Regions from separate parts of the Homo sapiens genome. Here region 2 is linked to region 1. Evidence: read pairs that join two places in POLR2A ChIA-PET (ENCODE). Cell type or tissue: CD4-positive, alpha-beta T cell. All regions are shown on one strand. Each heading gives the region's core, and the rest is flanking DNA. Links, peaks and the distances in the headings are about the cores only.

Region 1 (11,544 bases), core at 2,705-7,704:
CAGCTACTCGGGAGGCTGAGGCAGGAGAATGGCGTAAAACCCAGGAGGCGGAGCTTGCAGTGAGCCGAGATCTTTCCACTGTACTTCAGCCTGGGAGACAGAGCGAGACTCCATCTCAAAAAAAAAAAAAAAAAAAAAAAAAAAAAAAAAAAAGTCACTGCTTTCAGTTAGATAGTCTTTTTTAGATGTTCTCTGAAATGCAAAGGATGCTATTTGAAGTCACACATTGTCAGGTTTTTTTCCTCTGGGAAAACAGTAAGCAAGTTAGGAAGCGTTGGGAAACACGGGTAAGAGGAAGCTGTCAGATGGGGGCAGTGCTGGATTGTCCTGAATCTTCCCAATATCGTGGTGATTGCAAAGTCAGATGCGTGTGGGGCATGCAGGTAACTTACGTGAGTGATGTGGGCCTAATCAGTGGAAATTGTGACAAACTGAGTAACAAACCTTCTCTAAAGAGTCCAGCATCGGCCGGGCGCGGTGGCTCACGCCTGTAATCCTAGCACTTTGGGAGGCCGAGGTGGGTAGATTGCCTTAGTTCAGGAGTTCGAGACCAGCCTGGGTAAAACGGTGAAACCGCGTCTCTACTAAAATACAAAAAATTAGCCGGGTGTGGTGGCGTGCGCCTGTGGTCCCAGCTGCTCAAGAAGCTGAGGCAGGAAAATTGCTGGAACCCGGGAGGCGGAGGTTACAGTGAGCCGAGATCGCACCACTGCACTCTCGCCTGGGTGACAGAGCGAGACTCCATCTCTTAAAAAAAAAAAAAAAAAAAAGAGTCCAGCATCTTCTTAGCTATAACCACCGTTGCCGTGCACACTATCAGATGTGAATATGGGCTTAGTCCTGTTAGAGCTTCTGATTTTCTTCAGAAAAGCTGGGAATCCATATCTCTGTACATAATCCTCAGATTTTTGAAACATAAACAACTAACTCCAGTATTCTTAAAACATTGTGAAGACTAAATAAAATATATCTGTAGGCTGAATCAGGCCCTTGAACCACCATTTTACAACCCTTGCATTAGCTTAGGAAAACCTTTTACATTTTTGAGAATATGCAGTTTATTTATGAGAAAAAGACAGGACTCATATCTTCTACACAGAATGCCCCAGGTAAGAATGAAGAAAAGAAATAATTACTTAAAAGGGAATTTTTAAAAATACTTTTTAAAAAAAGTTCCTTTTGCCTTTAATTTTAGAGATTCTGCTCATGTTCAAATTTACTTAGGTTGGCATGTTTCCTTCCCAATCCTTCAGTGAGGTTGTTTCATATAGTTATTTTGTTTTGTTTTGAGATGGAGTCTTGCTCTATTGCCCAGGCTGGAGTGCAGTGGTACGATCCCAGCTGATTGCAACCTCTGCCTCCCAGGTTCAAGGGATTCTCCTGTCTCAACCTCCCAAGTACCTGGGATTACAGGTGCCCACCACCACGCCCTGCTAATTTTTTTTTTTTTTTGAGACAGAGTCTCACACTGTTGCCCAGGCTGGAGTGCAATGGCATGATCTTGACTCACTGCAACCTCCACCTCCTGGGTTCAAGCAATTCTTCTTCCTTAGCCTCCCAAGTAGCTGGGACTACAGATGCAGGCCACCACGCCGTTAATTTTTGTATTTTTGTAGAGACAGGGTTTCACCGTGTTGGCCAGACTGGTCTTGAACTCCTGACCTCAGGTGATCCGCCAGCCTCGGCCTCCCAAAGTGCTAGGATTACAGGCGTGAGCCACCGTGCCTGGGCTTGTTTTATATAATTGCAATAGATTAGATTCTTTGGTCATATTCTTCAGAAGATCCCCAGCTTCCTAAGTGAGTTTTTAAAGATTTGCATACATTAAGGTTCACCCTTGGTGCTGTGAAATTCTGTGAGTTTTAACAAATGTATAGCATCATGTATCCACCATTACTCTATCATACAGAATAGTTTTATCACCCTAAAAAAATCTCCTAGGCTGGGCACGGTGGCTCACGCTGTAATCCCAGCACTTTGGAAGGCCGAGGTGGGCAGATCACATGAGGTCAGGAGTTCAAGACCCACCTGGCCAACATGGTGAAACCCTGTCTCTACTAAAAATACAAAAATTAGCTGGGTGTGGTGGCACACTCCTGTAGTCCCAGCTACTTGGGAGGTTGAGGCAGGAGAATTGCTTGAACCAGGGAGGTGGAAGTTGCAGTGAGCTGAGATCGCGCCATTGCACTCCAGCCTGGCGAAACAGCGAGACTCCGTCTAAAAAAAAAAAAAAACTCTTGTGTTTCATTATTCAAATCATTTTTTGGCCTACTTACCATGAGCCAAACCTAAAACAGTATACAGAGCTGAATCTAAAGTGATGCTATTTTATTTTATGTTATTTTATTTTATTTTATTTATTTTTGAGGCAGAGTCTTGCTCTGTTGCCTGGGCTGGAGTGCAGTGGCACTATCTCGGCTCACTGCAACCTCTACGTCCCCGGTTCAAGCAATTCTCCTGCTTCAGCCTCCTGAGTGGCTGTGATTACAGGTGCAAACGACCACGCCTGGCTAATTTTTGTATTTTTAGTGGAGACAGGGTTTCACCACATTGGCCAGGTTTGGCTCGAACTCCTGACCTCAAGTGTTACACCCGCCTCGGCCTCCCAAAGTGCTGGGTAAAATTATACTATTTTAAATATTAAAAATTTACTTTCAGCTGCAACAACAACAACAAAAAATGTATTGGCAGAGTTCAGTTGCAGGAAACAGGACTAACTTATTATTTTAAGCAGAAAGGGATTTAATACAGGGAATTATATACTAAAGTTGTAGGTTCTAGGTTGGACCCTAGAAGCTCCCAGCACAACACCGAAGAACTGACTCAAAAGGGAGCTGCATCTGCTCCACTCGGGAAGGTGGGGATCATCAGGCCCCTGTTGATTTGAAGAACACAGAGCTGGAGCTGCACTCTTGAAATCAAGAAGCCACTGCACAGCCCTGCAATTGCCTTTGACCTTCACTAATTTAAAGGCTGTCCCCCGTTAATTTGCTTCAGTAAATCCCAAGGTCTCCATACCTGTGATGGCCAACAGCTTCAGCCAGAGCAGTAGAAAGATGGCTCCCTCCTCACTTCTGCCTTGCAACTCCACACAGTGCATCTCATGGACAGAGCCTAGTTCACATCCAGAAGCCCTGGCGCAGTGGGTTGAAGGCTGGCTCCCCAGAAGACTGGTCCACCGGGAACCCAAGAATGTGACATTATTTGGGGAGAAAAAGGCCTTTGCAAATGCATTTATGTTAAGAATTTCAAGTGAGATCATCCTGATTACCTGAGTGGGCCCTAAATCCAATGATAAGTGTCCTTACAGGAGACAGAAGAGGAGAAGACACAGAGAGAAGGGAAGGTCATGTGAAGACAGAGGTGGAAATTGGAGTGATGCAGCCGCAAACCAAAGAATGCCTAGCAGCATGGGGAACTAGGAGAGGCAAGGAAGGAATCTCCCTTAGAGCCCCCAGAGAGAGCACAGCCCGGCCAACACATTGATTTTGGACCTCTGGCCTCCAGAGCTGTGAGATAATACATTTCTATTGTTTTCTTTTCTTTTCTTTTCTCTTCTATTCTTTTGTTTTCTTTTCTTTTCTTTTTTTTTTTTTTTTTTTTTTTGAGATGGAGTCTTGCTCTGTTGCCCAGGCTGGAGTGCAATGGCAATCTCTGCTCACTGCAACCTCTGCCTCCCGGGTTTAAGTGATTCGCCTGCCTCAGCCTCCCGAGTAGCTGAGATTACAGATGTGCGCCACCACACCCAGCTAATTTTTGTATTTTTAGTAGAGATGGGATTTCACCATCTTGGCCAGGCTGGTCTTGAACTCCTGACCTCGTGATCCACCCACCTCAGCCTCCTAAAGTGCTGGGATTACAGGCGTGAGCCACTGTGCTGGGCCATTTCTATTGTTTTAAGCCACCTAATTTGTGGTAATTTGTTACAGCAATGCTAGGAAATCACAAACTTAGCTTCAAGTGACTCTAGGAGCTGTCATTTCTGCTTCCTGGCCTCTGCTGTATAAGAACGCTACTATTTAGAAAGAACTTGGACTGATGCTGAGTGCTGAGTGCTAATCTATCGTGTCTACCACTTGGAAATTGGAAGTTACATGGATCGGGATGGAACAAAGATTTCTTCCGAGCATATCTGTTTGGTCATAGCTAAAATCAAACCAGTTTGTTTACATTTATAAAACCACAGATTTAGCCTTGATGTTTATCCCTTAAATGAACTGCCTCCAACCACGCACACATAAAGTACAATACCAATAACAGTGCCCTCCTCTTTTAAAAATGTTGTATAAAGATGGGCCAAGTCTAAATTGGCTGAATTTATCTTGATATTTGAAGTGTCAAAAAGCATCTTATTTTTTCCAAAAAAAAAAAGGGGCATTATTTCCACTGCTACTTGCACAGCAAGCTTCAACGGTAATGACAGAGTGTCTCCCGAAGTTAAATGTGAGGCCTTAAATAACAGCTGATGAAAATACCTTCTGTTTAACACATGCAATCATATGTCATGCTTTTGGCACCATATAAGTTTGGTTAAATAGTGTTTATAATGTTACAAAATAAAAGAATCATTTTCTCAGGTTGTCCCAGTAAAATGCGGTTAAGTAGGCCATTACATAACAAATTATTATCTCATGTAACCATCGATAGTGTTAAAGGTAGGATTTTGTTTCTTTTTTTCCTTTTTTTTTTTTTTTTTTTTTTTGAGACAAAGCATTGCTCTGTCACCCAGACTGGAATGCAGCAGCACGATATCGGCTCACTGCAACCTCTGCCTCCCAGGATCAAGTGATTCTCCTGCCTCAGCCTCCCAAGTAGCTGGGATTACAGGCATGCGCCACCACACCCATCTAGTTGTGTGTGTGTGTGTGTGTGTGTGTGTTTGAGACAGAGTCTCGCTCTGTTGCCTAGGCTGGAGTGCAGTGGCACAATCTTGGCTCACTGCAACCTCCACCTCCCAGGTTCAAGTGATCCTCCTGCCTCAGCCCCTTGGTACCTGGGATTACAAGCACGTGCCATCATGCTTGGCTAATTTTTGTATTTTTAGTAGAGACAGGGTTTCGCCATGTTGGCCAGGCTGGTCTTGAACTCCTGACCTCAGGTGATCCACCTGCCTCAGCCTCCCAAAGTGCTGGGATTACAGGCATGAGCCACCTCTCCTGGCCTTTTGTGTGTTTTTAATAGAGACAGGGTTTCACCACATTGGCCAGGCTGGTCTCAGACTCCTGACCTCAAGTGATCCATCCGCCTTGGCCTGCCAAAGTGCTGGGATTACAGGTGTGAGCCACTGTGGCAGGCCAAGGTAAGACTGAATTTAAAGGAGTGGATTTAAAGGAGCTTCTCATCAGAAACTAAATGGGGTACCAAAACTGAGAGAAGGAATGGAGTTTAGAATCTTGTGAAATTCCAAAGCTCAAAAAGCCAGGAGATACGTGTGGGTGGATCTTCAAACAGAAGAGACAGTAGCATAACTAACATAACTGAAGTCAGGATGTGGAGCCGAGAATCTGAGACCACAGAGCGAAAGATGACACAAGTGATGAGACAATCTGGGACCCAGGAGGCTACTGCTGTTTGTGCCTTCTTTTCATGAAGAGTTAGGTCATGGTGCCTGGTGAGTTAAACAAAGGGCCAAGGTAGAAGGGACACCCTTGGACAACCAATGCTCCAATAAAATAATACATTTTTGATAAATATAGTGGAAAACTTACTGAGGTGATAGACATTTTTTAAGCCATGTGGATAGTATCCACCCAATAATAAGCAATTTAACACTCAAGATGCTAAGTTCAACGTCTAACTACAAACCAATGAAATTCAGAAGCCTTGTATGTTTAACAAAGTTGCAGAATAGATGACACCTATACCTTGTGATTTATAGCTAATTGGCTGGCTGGCTGGCTGGGAAACCTCCGTTTCCCAAAACGTTCCTCCCATTTACCATTCTACCACTAGAGATTTATTCCTCAGGTCAAGGTATCACCGCAAGCAGCCTCTTTTAATATGCATATAAACCACACTGAGGATTAACATGTTGGTTACGATAACAAAGGCCATTTATATAGAGCTGTGCAGTTTTCAAAGCATCATCATGTACGCGTTCTATATCACTTTTCTAACATCTATGGGGAGGGGTCAATGAGGAAATTGGAGCTTTGATAGGGATATGGGAGGACTAATTTGGAAGCTTGGGGCATGGTCAGAGGTGACAGCTTGGCTGGGGAGACACATCAAAGGGCTCCAGGCATCGCAAGGGTGGTCAGAGCCACCAGGGGTCTGAGAACACCAGAGAGGGAGCGCTGCAGACAAGAGCACACCCCCGATGACTTCACTACTTCACTACTTCAGTGTCTGTGCCCTCGACTCACAGTGAGCTGCTGCCCTATTTGCTGCGCTGCTGTATATGACTTTGATCTGCTCTCTCAGTGCCCTTAGCAGCACCATGGTCCCTTCTATTTTCAGAGGCAAATCCAGCATAGATTGATTTCCAGTGGTGAAAATGGGACAATGTTTTTGTGATGGAAGAGTGTAGTGGAGGCTATTATATTATGGCTACAACGCTAGTATTTGATGACTTAATTCATGAACTTTTCTTTGACAATTTATGCTTGGAGTTCGAAAGACTTTTTTGTGATCATCTCAGTATTTTAGTAGCAAATCATATTCTCTAAGTACTAGTTATTGGCAGGCATTCTTGTGGCCTTTTGGGAGTGAAGAGACCAATAAAAATGTATTTTTTAACACAAGGTGAGCCTTAATAATGGATAAAACCATTGAAGTGAAGAAAAGGCAAAAAAGGAAGCTATCCATGTTAAATAAGCAAATGCTAACAGCTATGAGCAGCAATTCTCAGGTTAGTGGGCATTTTTTTTGGAGCTGTGGCTTCAAATGAGTTTCAACATAAACACTACTTTGAATAGTTGATAAAAATGGAGTATGTGGGTTTACATATTGATTTGGTCGTGCTGATAGTCTTATTAAAGCAAGGCTGTAGAGGCCAGGTCACATTCTTTCCATGACATTTTAATGAGCAGTTTAGGGAGGGTGGTTGGCGTGGTGATTGTAAGTGGGGACAAGTGGCAAAGATTAACTCAGTATTCATTTTGCCTGACTGCAGAATTTAATACCTCACTGTTGCTGGTACTGTCAACACGTGGTAGAAAATATAAATTAGATTGTGCTCTACACAGACTGTATATAATAATTTCACTTGTTAACGTATTTTTAAAGGTTTTTAGTTGTTAACATTTCTTTTCCACATTCTTCTATAAGGATCATATATTATTAATAGCATGTTTATATTTTTATTAAAATATAATCCACATACTATAAAATTAACTTTTTAAAAATGTATAGTTCAGTGTTTTTTTCAGAAGGTTGTGCAGTTATCACCACTATCTAATTTCATTTTCATCACCCCCAAAAGAAACCCTGTACCCATTAGCAGTCATTCCACAAGAATATTTATATTTAATTGACCTACATATAAAAGGCTAGAGAGAGGTTATCCAGGAACACATCATCTAAGAGAATCAAGTGCTTAAGAAGTCCCCTTAAGATGGTGTGAGGCTGCCATTTTCTCTGATGAGCCAGACTATTCCAGGGTCTCCACTTTTCAAATTCTTGCCAATTTTATTTTTATTAACTGTATGCAAATCTCAGCTGCTGCCAGAGCAGAGAGATCAATATGGACAGTGAATAACTTTATGTGTAAGAACCTCATTTTATATCATTCTTTTTCAAAAAAATCTTTTCCAAATTTTAATTTATTTTATTAGTTAATAAAAATTTAATAACCTCCTTGCAAAGTTGTGGGCAGGATTTGGGAAGTGGTAAGTAAAGAAATGAAGGTGATATGGTACAAAGCCATTAAACGAACTATGACTGCTGCTTCTAACAGCACTAATTTGTTCCCCCATGTAATGAAATTCATAGATACGGAAACATTTTGTACTTCACTCATTATCTATTTTTCAGAGGAAGTGCATAAAATCCTAACATGAAAAATACTTTACAATAAGAGATAGTATATTGCTCTTAGCAAAAGCTACAATTTATTGTCATGTAGTTGACAGTAGATACCATTGTTTGCTTATTTTACAAAGTAGATGGCAATAAAATAAGACATGGCTGTGATGTAATATTAAAAAAAGTAACTGAATTTTTGCCAAGTTGAGTAACAAAATTTTAAAGGACTTATTTTGTACATCTGAATATAATGTGAATAAGAATATCCAACTTTTGCCTGGGCATGGTGGCTCATGCCTGTAATCCCATCATTTTTGGAGGCCAGGGCCAGAGGACTGCCTGAGGCCAGGAGTTTGAGGCCAGCCTGGGCAAACATAGGGAGCCCCATCTCTAGAAAAAACAATTTTAAATTAGCCAGGTGTGGTGGCACATTCTTATTTAGTTCTATAGGAGGCTAAGGTGGGAAGATTGCTTGAGCCTAGGAGTAGGAGGCTGCAGTGAGCTATGATTATTCCACTGTACTCCAGCTTGGGTGACAGAATGAGAAGAGGAAGAAGAAGAAGAAGAGGAAGAAGAAGAGGAAGAAGAAGAGGAAGAGGAAGAGGAAGAAGAGGAAGAAGAAGTTTTTATTTCAAATATGTATTTATATATATACACTGAGAAATAAGGTACATTTGTTTGAGTTTACATTCACTTGGTAACCAGTAGTTAATTACTGAGCTCCACCATTTCTAGAAGTATTTCATGAGTTTTATGGTGTGGCAGTTTTTAAAGATGGCCACAAATTCTTTGACACTTATCCCTTCAAGAGATGGGGTCTGTATCACTTCTGTTTGAAAATGGGCAGGCTTATCACTGCTTTGACAAAAAGTACAGGAAAGTGATGGTATGTGACCTCCAAATCTACATCATAAAAGGTCATACAGATTCCCCCTTGATCACTGATGCCGTGGCTCTTGTAAGAAGTCACACCCCTCAAGCTTCCATGCTGAAGAAGCCCCATGAAGGCATTTTCGTCGACAAATGTAGCTGAGCCTTGCCTTACAGCCATCCCTCATGTCCTCATGTCAAGTCTCCTGACATTTGAGTGACGCCATCTTGGATCCTGCAGATAAGCTCACCCACCAGCTGAATACTTCCAAGTGACCTCTGTTGACACCACATGGAACAGCTATACCCTGGTCAAAATCCTGACCCACAAAATTGTGAGATGTAAGAAAAAGAGCTATTGTTTTAAGCCACTGAGTCTTGTGATCGCTTGTTATGCAGCAATAAATAACTGGAACTGAGGGTCATCTGTTGGTATCCTTTGCCACACTACTGACCCTTTGAATTGATTATACCAGCTGAGTGGGCATTCCCTCTCTCCCTCATAGCTCTAAATGTTCCTCCAACAGGAAACCTTCCCAGAAAGAGACAACTATTTAGCTCTAGCCTGCTCTCCCCTCCCTCGTTCCCTGCTGCATTCTCCATCATTTTGTTTGCTTTGTTGCAGTTGCTGAAGGGCTTTCAAATTTATGCCAGACATTAGTTGTTTTAGTTTCTCAATGATTCAAATGATCTGGTCTAAGGCTTACATGAATGGATTTGGAATTTTAGAAAAAATAGTAACTTGAAAGATTTAAAAATTATTTCCACTTACATTCACCCAATGTAACATGAATGTTCTTGAAGTCTCTTATTTCATTAAACTGGGTATTCAACTACAAAGTGGAGTGGGAAATTCAGGTCGTTATCCTTGACCTGTACTCTTTTTTTTTTTTTTTTTTTCTTGAGACGGAGTCTCACTCTGTCGCCAGGCTGGAGTGCAGTGGCATGATCTCGGCTCACTACAACCTTTGCCTCCTGGGTTCAAGCGATTCTCCTGCCTCAGCCTCCCAAGTAGCTGGTACTACAGGCATGCACCACCATTCCTAGCTAATTTTTGTATTTTTAGTAGAGACGGAGTTTCACCATGTTGACCAGGATGGTTTCGACCTCTTGACCTTGTGATCCTCTTGCCTCGGCCTCCGCCCAGGCTTTTTTTTTTTTAGATGGAGTCTTGTGCCCAGACTGGAGTGCAGTGGTGCGATCTCAGCTCATTGCAACCTCCGCCTCCCGGGTTGCAGCAATTATCCCATCTCAGCCTCCTGAGGAGCTGGGATTACAGGCGCCCGCCACCATGCCCAATTAATGTTTGTATTTTTAGTAGAGTTGGGGTTTCACCATGTTGGGCAGGCTGGTCTCGAACTCCTGACCTTAGGTGATCCACCCGTGTCGGCCTCCCAAAGTGCTGGGATTATAGGCGTGAGCCACTGCACCTGGCCACTTGACCTGTACCTTTGAAAAACGGAAACAAGATATCAGAAAACTAAGATACCAGTTTTCTACCTTTCTAAATTAGTATACCTCTTGCCCTAAAGGGAAAAAAAGAATAATCCATGAAATCTGGCCCACAACAATAGCTTCTAGGCTAGCCAATTATTTTTTAAATTTGGGGAAACTTTTTCATTCATATCTTGGCTGCAGGTTTAAGAATCATTCATCCCTAGCTACAGGTATACCATGAATGAGGTAGGAATGAGTTACATTGGAGAAAGAAGCCTCCTGGATTAGTGGCTAAAGCCTCAGGATATGGGAACATATATGGTGAATCCACATTGCCTCCCATCCTTCTTTGAGAACACAGTGATGCTTTGAGTAACTTTGTATATATCTTGTCAGAGGCACAGCTCAGTATCTTTTTTCTTTTCTTTTAACAGTACAGTTTTGAGTTTCTGAATGATGGTTGGTGAATAAAAGCCAAATTTATGTAGGTATAGGAGCTACCCAACTGAATGTGTGTGGGGGAGAGAGGTCAAGGTTATTGGAAGAAAAGGGAGAGAGGGAGAGAAGGCGGTAACGTGAAAATGAACAAGGCCATTTTCTCTTAACCCAAGACATCACACTTGCTGCTCATCAGTGAATGCTGGGCTTCTTTTTCCTCTCCTGATTGCATTTCCTAACGAAGGGGAATATATGTAGCTGCCAAAACTTTAACTTTTCTCATCAGGATTTTGGACCATTTCATAAACTCTCCAGTGAGCCTACATGAACCCCACTGGAACTCTAGGATATGACATCTAAAGTTAGAAAGGACCTTTCTCTGCTTCTCCAAGTGCAGTCCAAGGGCCAGCACCATTGGCATCACTCAAGAGCTTGTTAGAAATGGGAAATTTCTGGCCTCAAATCAGACCTGCTAAGACAGAATCACCTTTTTAAACACAAGGCCTAAGTGATTTGTGCGCACATGCTATGTTAAAGCATGACAGGCACAGATCTAGTCCATCTGCTGGCTGCACCATTCAGGAACCAAATGGAATGAATGTTGGCTTAACCTGATAATGAAATTATCATTATAAATACAGGTAAAAAGAGTTTAAAGTTCAATTTTTAAGTAGGAAAACAACAACTTTATAAGCCAAAAATCAAACCAAACCAAACAAACAAAACCCACAATGAAATGATGATAAATCAAATAAGATGAGTGTAGAAGCTTTAATGGGAAGAATTAGCAATAGTCTCAAGATAACATCAAGAAAACAGCTTGGTGGCGGATAG
Region 2 (8,592 bases), core at 3,210-8,209, 140 kb after region 1:
TTTTCCTTTTTTTCCCCCGGAACATCCGGTTTATCTATTCGAAACTTGGATTCCTCATCACACTTTTTTTGGGCGGGTGGAGGCAGGCGGTGGGCAAGAACACCAATGGTCGCACCTCCCCATCCTTCTTTTTCTGCGTCCCTAGCTAGAAATCATTCCTGTTCTGCACCACAGGCGCGGCATGCTGCCCCAAGCCTGCCACCTCAGCGCCTCCCTTCGGTGGGTAAAGTCTTTGGAATGGGGGCAGGATTCGCACCTATTCTCTGAGGTGAATCTCCTTCCCTAGCAAAACTGGCAGCGGGGCCATTGCCATTCTTCTTGTGTAGCTGCTCCTGCCCATTGCCAGGGTGTCATTGCTGTTATTCTAGTAGCCATCAGGCGGGCTGTTGGAATGGTTCCCACGTAATGACCTTGGTCCACCCCTTCCTCCTTAGCTCCCTGTGGACTCAGTTGGTGTGTCACACTAGGCTGAGAGAAGACCTTGATGCGGGAGTGGGCACTGTCGATATGGGAGGTGTTCTTGGGGGTTGGGGACTGGAAGACCTTGCAGTCTGGTGCCTCAGTGACTCGAAGCTACACACACATCCGTTACTTCCCTCTCCCAAGCCGAGACTCACCCTGTGGGACCCTAGGAAGGGGTCCATCAGAGGACCTGGCAGCCTTGAAAGAGGAGTCCAGGAAAAAGCGATCATTACCACTGGTTTAATAGCAATTCTCCAGGGTGCCTATGGTGGATTTTGACTTAGGTCTGATTTTGTGGTTGCTAGGGAAGTAGGAAACATCACATAAATTTTCACGTTTTCTAATCCAGCTTCTGATTGGCCACTGTATTAAGCACTTCATCAAATTCACCTTTCAGAAGTATTTGTTTATTTCTATCTTCTTTCTTTATAATTGAGGAACTTTCTTTGGTCCTGTTATTTTTACACAAATCCAATAAAAATACTATTTTTCCCTCTCACAGAAAATTTCCCAAGTAGTAACATCTCAAAAAAGAATTTGTGACCCCTGTAGGAAGAGTTTGTTCCCTTGGAATTTGTGCTGTCTGGATCTTGAAAGCTCCATTCACTCTAAATTAACATTTCCATTCAGTTTTCAAAGATCATGTGCTTCCCTTGCAGTCTAAAGATGAATGGGCAGGTGTAGGAATGTTTTAAACCTGGGTCTGTGCACCAACATTACTACAGTTATATGGTTTCCCTCTTTCCTACTCCTAAACAAGTTTGAAAGGGTATTTAAATGCTTTTGTGAATGTAATGGTTGAAGAAGCATAAAAAATAGGACTAAACTTTAATTGCTTAACACCCTAACTTTTGGATTTTAGGTATTCAGTGGTGCTTCTACTGGTCCCTGGTTTCATTCATTTTTTCTCTCTAAAGTTTGGGACTTTCTGGGGAAAGCTTGCTTGTATTTTGTTTGCCTTGTTGCATTTGACCCTCTGAGGCTGACTGCCCAGCTTTTTCTCCCCCTCCCTCACCAAACTTTTTCTTCCCCAGTCTTTTTTTTTTTTTTTTTTTCTTTTCGAGACAGTCTCACTCTGTCGCCCAGGCTGGAGTGCAGTGGCACAATCTTGGCTCACTGCAACTCCATCTCCCAGATTCAAGTGATTCTTGTGCCTCAGCCTCCCAAGTAGCTGAGATTATAGGTGCTGGCCACCATGCCCAGCTAATTTTTGTATTTTTAGTAGAGACGGGGTTTCACCATGTTGGCCAGGTTGGTCTCAAACTCCTGATCTCAGGTAATCTGCCCACCTTGGCCTCGAAAAGTGCTGGGATTACAGGTGTGAGCCGCTGTGCTGGGCCTCTTCCCAGTCTTTGGATATACTTTCCCTTGTCAGTCTAAAGAAAGGTAATGGTACAGATCTGACATTAAATAAGCAAAATACAGTGTGGAGTGTGCTTTGAGGACATTCTCAAAATCCCAGTTCTTCCCTTGTCCCCTGCACAATTCCCTCCTTTCTCTCAGGTGACAGTTCTGAGGAGTTGCAGCTGCATATATATTTGTTGTGGCTATGAACAACAGTGAATAGAAAATACATTCAATCAGCAACTTATGGGAAATGACAGGAGGTGGTTTTCTCTATCCTCCTTACCCTCTCCTCTCATATACAAGGTGGGTGGAGTTTTGTGTAAAGGTCACTAGGGTTTCTGAAACCAGGTGTCTGCCCTTACGGAACCCAGTGATCATTGTTGGATGACAGCATGAGTCCTTATAATGTAATAACTGGAATTTATTGCATGCTGACTATATGTTGCTGTGCATGACGTTAAATGGTTCACTCAGTTTACCCATTTAACCCTTTTGACTACTCGTTGAGGCAGGTACTATAATTTCTAGTTTAAGTTCAGAGTCTCAAAGTAACTTGCTCAAAGTCACACAGCAAGTGAGAATCAGAATCAGGATTTGATCCTTAGTCTCTCTGACTTCACAGCCCAGCTGTGCTCTGAATCACTGAGTGACACCAGACCACGCAGGATTCCCTATCTGATTACTCCCCTTGTATAGGCAATGTATCACTTTTTTTTTTTTTTTTTTTTGAGATGGCATCTCGCTCTGTTGCAAGGCTGGAGTGCAATGGTGCAATCTTGGCTCACTGCAACCTCTGCCTGCCGGGTTCAAGAGATTCTCCTGCCTCAGCCTCCCAAGTAGCTGGGACTACAGGCATGTGCCACCACGCCTGGCTAATTTTTTGTATTTTTAGTAGAGAGGGGGTTTCACCGTGTTAGCCAGGATGGTCTCAAACTCCTGACCTTGTGATCCACCCGCCTGGGCCTCCCAAAGTGCTGGAATTACAGGCGTGAGCCACCGCACCAGGCCAATGTATCACTTTTGCTCATAAATCATAAGAGCACATGCTTATGTAGACTTAACATGCACCAGGTACCACTGTAAGCACTTTACAAGTGTTGACTTATTTAATCTACCTAGTGACTCTCTGAAGGACACAACAGGTTATCACTGCCATTTTACAGAGGAGGAAACTCAGGCCCTGAGAAGTAAATTTCCCCAGTGTGACACAGTTAAGGGACGGAAGTGGTGTTCAAATTCAGGCAATACAGCTCCAGAATCCATCCTCCTACCCTCTGCACTTGCTTTCTCTCTAGATGGATAAGTGCCATTCTCTTTGTGAAGGTGGCATCTGTCCTCAGTCTCACTCAAGGATGGTCTCCTATTTCCCACAGTTGTGAAAGAAGTCAGTTATCCATTAGTTTTACCTGTAGCTTTCAACAGAAAGTTCTTAGTGGTTTGGGACAGCGTTTTCCCTGAAGGCCATTATCAGAAGCAGGCTTGAGCATTCTCCTGAAGTTCTAACACACAGAGCAGTTGTCTTTCAAACTCCAGACTCCTCCAGTTTTGTCTTTACCACTGGGTGTGAACTGTTGGGGTGAAGTTCAGCCCAGGCACCTAAAGAATTGCAGGGCAGAGACCTTTCTCCCTGTCCATCCAGACCCAGAAAGAATGACTGCTTCCAGGACCACCCTGGTTTGGGCTTGCCCAGAGGGAAGGTACCAGGGAAAAGTTCTTCTGTCAGTGTAGGGAGTAGTGGGGTCCAACCTTACTAGGCACAATTTCCCCCCTAATTTCTACCTAGAAAAGGCAGCTAGCTGGGCCTTTTCTGCTGTCTTTCCTTCCCAGAGTCCCTTTGCCTCATCTTTTTGCTGACTTCCTCGGAGACCCCAGTCCTTGACTATACCGACTTCACATATGATCCTCATGGCTACTTTGAAAAGTTCTGTGCACTGCGTTTGAAAAATATTCCCATGCACACTGATTGTTTCTTTTAGGCATTCTAGCCCTTTCCCTTTCCTTTTGCTCTTTTATTAGGTTTGCATATTCTTCTTTAGCAACTGTGCTACGAATTTAAATGAAGATATTTCCTTTTGCTGTACTTTTGCCTGTTAGCAGGTGAAACCACTCCGACTCTGGAAGCAATCATTCAATGTTAGTCTGTTTTGAACTGGATGTGATGATTCACAAATGGTGACATTGACAGTGGAGCCTGTTACAAGTAGATTATTTTTCATATGAGAGAAACTTCCTCAGCAGCCATAGAGTTTCTGGGAAATCTTGGGTTCCATAACTCAGTGGGAAGTGCCGATCTACCACTTGGGTTGGCCTTCAACATAGACAGAAATCAGATGACAGCCCATGCCCAAGAAAATAAAATTGTAATTAATAATGCCTCTTTTCACTTGTGTACCTATGTACATTGTACACTGCCTTTTCCCTTAGTAGAAAATCAATATTTGTTTCCTGCAATGATAGGCAGAAGGTGGAAGGTCTGAAACGGCTTCCAGGGTGATGGGCAATGTTATCAAAGCCACAGGCTTGAATTAAACTCGTCTCCAGGGAGGAGGAAAAATCTAGTTCCAAATATTCCTGTAACTTTTGTGCTGACCAAGTGTTTATTAATAGAAATGGAATCCCCAGTGGGTTTTTCTTTGGTTAGCTGGTGAGCTTGAGAGAAATTACAATACCAAGAGAGTGACTGTGAAATAATTATTCATTATGGCCTGCTGGGCAGAAATTTCTAGGCAGGCAGGCTGCAAAGCACCTCAAAGGGAGGAGCACAGGAAAAGGGTGTGTGGAAGTCTGGCTGCACCCTCTGTTAAGTTATTAGGTAGAGGTACACCCACAGAGGCCTTTCTGTTGGTGTGGGACACAGCTATTACCGAAAAAGCTGGAAACATGAATTCTAATCACAGATGCCAGTTATGTCTACTTTGAGCCTTTTTATTTTTTATCCTCTGGGGGCAGCTCTTTACTTCTTCCAAGATGTTACCTGGCCAGCCAGCAGCTACGTGGCAGAGGTGACCCTGATCTCAGCCAGGTTAGATGGTTCTATTCCCTTGATGACACAAATTATTCTGCTGAATATAATAAACAGACTTAAAGATGAAAATGTGCTTGAATCACACATGCGTTTGAAGAGTGGAGGAGTTCTCATCTAGATAACAGCTGAGGCTTTTTTTCTTCCTTTCTTTTTGTGCAGAGGTCGAGAACTTAATAATACTGCAGTTCAGGCCAAAACAAACTCTATATGATCTACTACTGATTTCCTTTTAAGCTCCCCCTTTTTGCTAGGACTGACTTCCTTTTATTTTACTCCAACTTGCATTAATCCCAGTTATAGAAGTTTCTTTCCTCTTTCCTTTGCCTCCAACTTCAAACATTCTTACATAGGAAACAAGTGACTTTAAAAAAAATCTACTTAAAAAATATAAAGGACACCATGACTTTTGGAATACATTTTGGCAGCCTGCAATTTGAAAGTTCACTTCCGAACAGGCAGAGTTAGACGGTTGGAGCTGAAATGCCTACGTGACCACAGTGGTCGCTGTAAGCCAAACCACCTGCTTATCTGATCTCCTCTGGGAATGAGGTGGTGGCACCTACAGTGGTTATTGAGTAATTAGATGCTTCATTTGCCAGAGGCTCTATATTCCTTGAACGAAGCTGCCTCTTTCCATGGGCTTCCATGATGAGAGCTGGGTGTTGAGCGATTGCCCAAAGAGATCAGAGCCTGAGCATGCTTCGGCCCAGTATTTTTAGCTCCAGTTCACATTTTTGTCCCCTCCCCAGCAGCCGTTATTGTCATTGCTGTCATTGACTTCCATTTGAAAGGCCGTGCCAGCCAGGCCCACTGACTGAGCAGCTGAGGAGCCCCAGCCAGCAAAAGGCAGGATGTGGTTAAAACTGTGCTCTGATCCTATCTCTGGCCTCAGGAAACCTATTAGTAGCTTGGGGATTTTCTGAAAGTCCTTCTGTCCCATACATCCTCCCCACCTTCTCTCCTCTTCTGAGAGTTTGCAGGCTAAGCTATCAGGACAGCTAGAATGGCAAAGGGGGCTTCTATTGGGATCTTGGCACTCTGCCCTTAGTGAGCTGAAGAGGACACATGGGGCATCTTGCAGCATCGTCATTTTCTAGAGACTGAGTAGGTCATGATGCTCCCTTGAGCATATTCTCTTTCACCTCCAGACTCTTGTCTGTATTATTGTTATTATTATTATTATATAAATGGTAATGAGAGGATGAGGCTCAGGATGCCTTCATAGGGGCAGGGCAGAGTGAGGGTGGGGGCTCAGGCATGCCAGCACTGGGCATCTCTCTGTGCCTCAACCCTCATCTAATAAATGGGGACTCAGAATTACATCTGCCTCACAAAGTTGTGAGCAGTATTGAGAATGTGTGAAAGTGCTGTGCAAAATTTGGTAGGTTAGAACAAATTAAAGTAATTAAAGTATATTATCTGTATCATCTTCAAAGGGCCATTGAGGGCATTACCTTTTATGGGCCTCACAACATTTCTGTACAGTTAGACTGATGGAGATTAATATTCCCATTGAACAGATGAGAAAACTGAGGGGCAGGGAGCTGAACTGATTTGCTCAATGTCCCAAAACTTATAGAACATCACTGTCCAATAGAAACATAACACAAGCCATACATGTAATTTGAAATTTGCTAGTAACCACATTCAAAAAATAAGAAGCTGTGGAATTAATTTTTCAAATAGCATATTTGACTCAATATAGCAAAAAATCTTATCATTTTAATGTGTGGCATGAGTCACATGTGGCCAGTGTATACCATATTAGACAGTACAGTACACACTAGAAAAAGTCATATACGTAAGACATAGACCTTGTATTTGAGAAGATTTGCCTTCTGAGGGCCAAGAAAATGCCATTAAAAATATTGGCCAGGCACGGTGGCTCATGCCTGTAATCTCAGCACTTTGGGAGGCTGAGGCGGGTGGATCACCTGAGGTTAGGAGTTTGAGACCAGCCTGACCAACATGGTGAAACCCCATGTCTACTAAAAATACAAAAATTAGCCGGGCATGGTGGCAGATGCCTGTAGTCCCAGCTACTTGGGTGGCTGAGGCAGGAGAATTGCTTGCGCATGGGAGACTGAGGTTGCAGCGAACTGAAATAGCGCCACTGCACTCTAACCTGGGCGACAGAGTGAGACTCCGTCTAACGGAAAAAAATGTTTATTTTCTCTTTGGGGTACTTCCTTACAGAGACCTTAGGAATCAACCAGACTATTCTTTAAGTCTGTGAGAAAATTTCCAACTCATAAAGTTAGATATTTGGGATTCATTCACCCTTCTGCATCAGCGTCTGTCACTCATCTTTCTTTCCCAGTTCTCTTGAAAATTATGATTTTCTGAGTTGTGAAAGGATGAAATAATTTCAGAAAGATCCCATATCCCCAAAGGGCCTAGGAAAATTGTCAACTGGGGCTGAGTGATTTTAGTTGGTGAACAATTTTTAAAAAATTAGTGACAAAAATATAGAGCTGCCTGGGGAATACAATGCCTGTTGGCTGAGATTAATGGTAAGATTAATAAATGGATTGCTTGATGAAAAGGCGCAGGAGAACAAAAACCAGTAGAGAGATTGTGGAGGAGGCCGCTTATTAATGAACTGTCAGCCCAAAGAAAGTTCAAGAAACTCTCCTGTGGTAAATGCTGCAGGCTGGCACTTCTAATAAAAGTTGGGGTCCTTCAGGAATTAATTACTCCAGCCTTACAGCAAGAATTTGTGGAATTGCAAAATGTTGTGGCACAGACCAGTACGGGCTGCTGCTACAAACAGGGAAGCTGCAGGAGAAACTCATCATTTTTTTTCATTGATATGTAGGATATTGTAGTAGCATAATAGCCAGTCAGACACGGGGATGAGTGACGGCGTCCAGATACACACTGACTAATGAAACGGCACATACTTTGAGTTTGAAGTCACTTCACTTTTCATATGCAAAATTCCCTCCTGGAATCTGATTTCCTCCTTATCCTGTGTACCCACCACTAAGGAGTTCCAAATAATTTTCAGAGTTATTATATGAGAGTCAGATGGACTCTGCCATGATTTATCACGCTATGCGGACAGAGAGCACAGAATTCATTTATTCTGAGTTGCTGTAATTTCCCTCTCCCCTCCTCAAGTTCCCAGTTATGCTTGGCCTGAAAAAAGCCTTTCTGAATTAAAATTTGGTGTTGCCTCTGCCCAGTGAAGCAGCTTAAAAGAATGCCATGACCAGACAGAGATGGTCCTATATCTGCAATCTGATACCACACATCGGATATTAAATGCCTCTTATCTTTTTTCATTTCTGCCATGAAGGTAGAGTGAAATTTTTCTTCTGTAAAGTGTTTAGACCAAGAGGTCCCAGAAAAACTCTTGGTCTCTTGGGTCTCAAATTTCATAATTAACCATTTCAGTTCAGGCATAAATTTATTCCTGATGGAGCTTGGTAATTTAGGAGATTTCTGGCAATTGATTCATGTGCTAATTTTCTAGGAATGAGATAAATACAGAGGGGACAGAACAGCTTTTTGTTGGTTTACATAGCGGTGTAAGACTTCTTTGGAGTCTTAATGTAAATGATAAGCCATTTCCCTCATAGAGTCTTATAGAACTGGGCTCTTTTTTTTTTTTTTTAATTTGACTTGTACCAGGATTATAAAACATATAGAAAATGATTCCTTCCGCTGTGCATAGAGTTTATCATCGTCTTTCTTCTGCTTGTCACATCCTTGCTTTTTAGACCATTTATCACCCATCACTCTGACTTTTCAGA

Evidence for each region. ChIA-PET counts read pairs that join two places held together with the same protein. Peaks named below come from ENCODE experiments on the same cell type or tissue, not always from the same donor. Only the 100,000 strongest peaks of a DNase experiment are listed, where the experiment ranks them.
Region 2: POLR2A ChIA-PET joins it to region 1 with 7 read pairs; 3 of 35 experiments call an interaction of 5 or more read pairs at or near these places.

Annotation. Positions count from the first base shown.
Region 1 is chr11:32,550,824-32,562,367 of GRCh38, reverse strand. No RefSeq gene overlaps it. Among named protein-coding and RNA genes, the nearest start is that of EIF3M, 27 kb to the left of the region's middle. In CD4-positive, alpha-beta T cell, for the core only: no CTCF peak of the experiment used is centred there; no DNase peak of the experiment used is centred there.
Region 2 is chr11:32,418,106-32,426,697 of GRCh38, reverse strand. All of the region lies in intron 3 of WT1 (WT1 transcription factor), which reads left to right. Among named protein-coding and RNA genes, the nearest start is that of WT1-AS, 13 kb to the left of the region's middle. RefSeq lists an enhancer at 1-9 and silencers at 1,398-1,864, 1,398-2,185, 5,605-5,654. In CD4-positive, alpha-beta T cell, for the core only: no CTCF peak of the experiment used is centred there; DNase peaks (open chromatin) are centred at 5,347 and 5,667.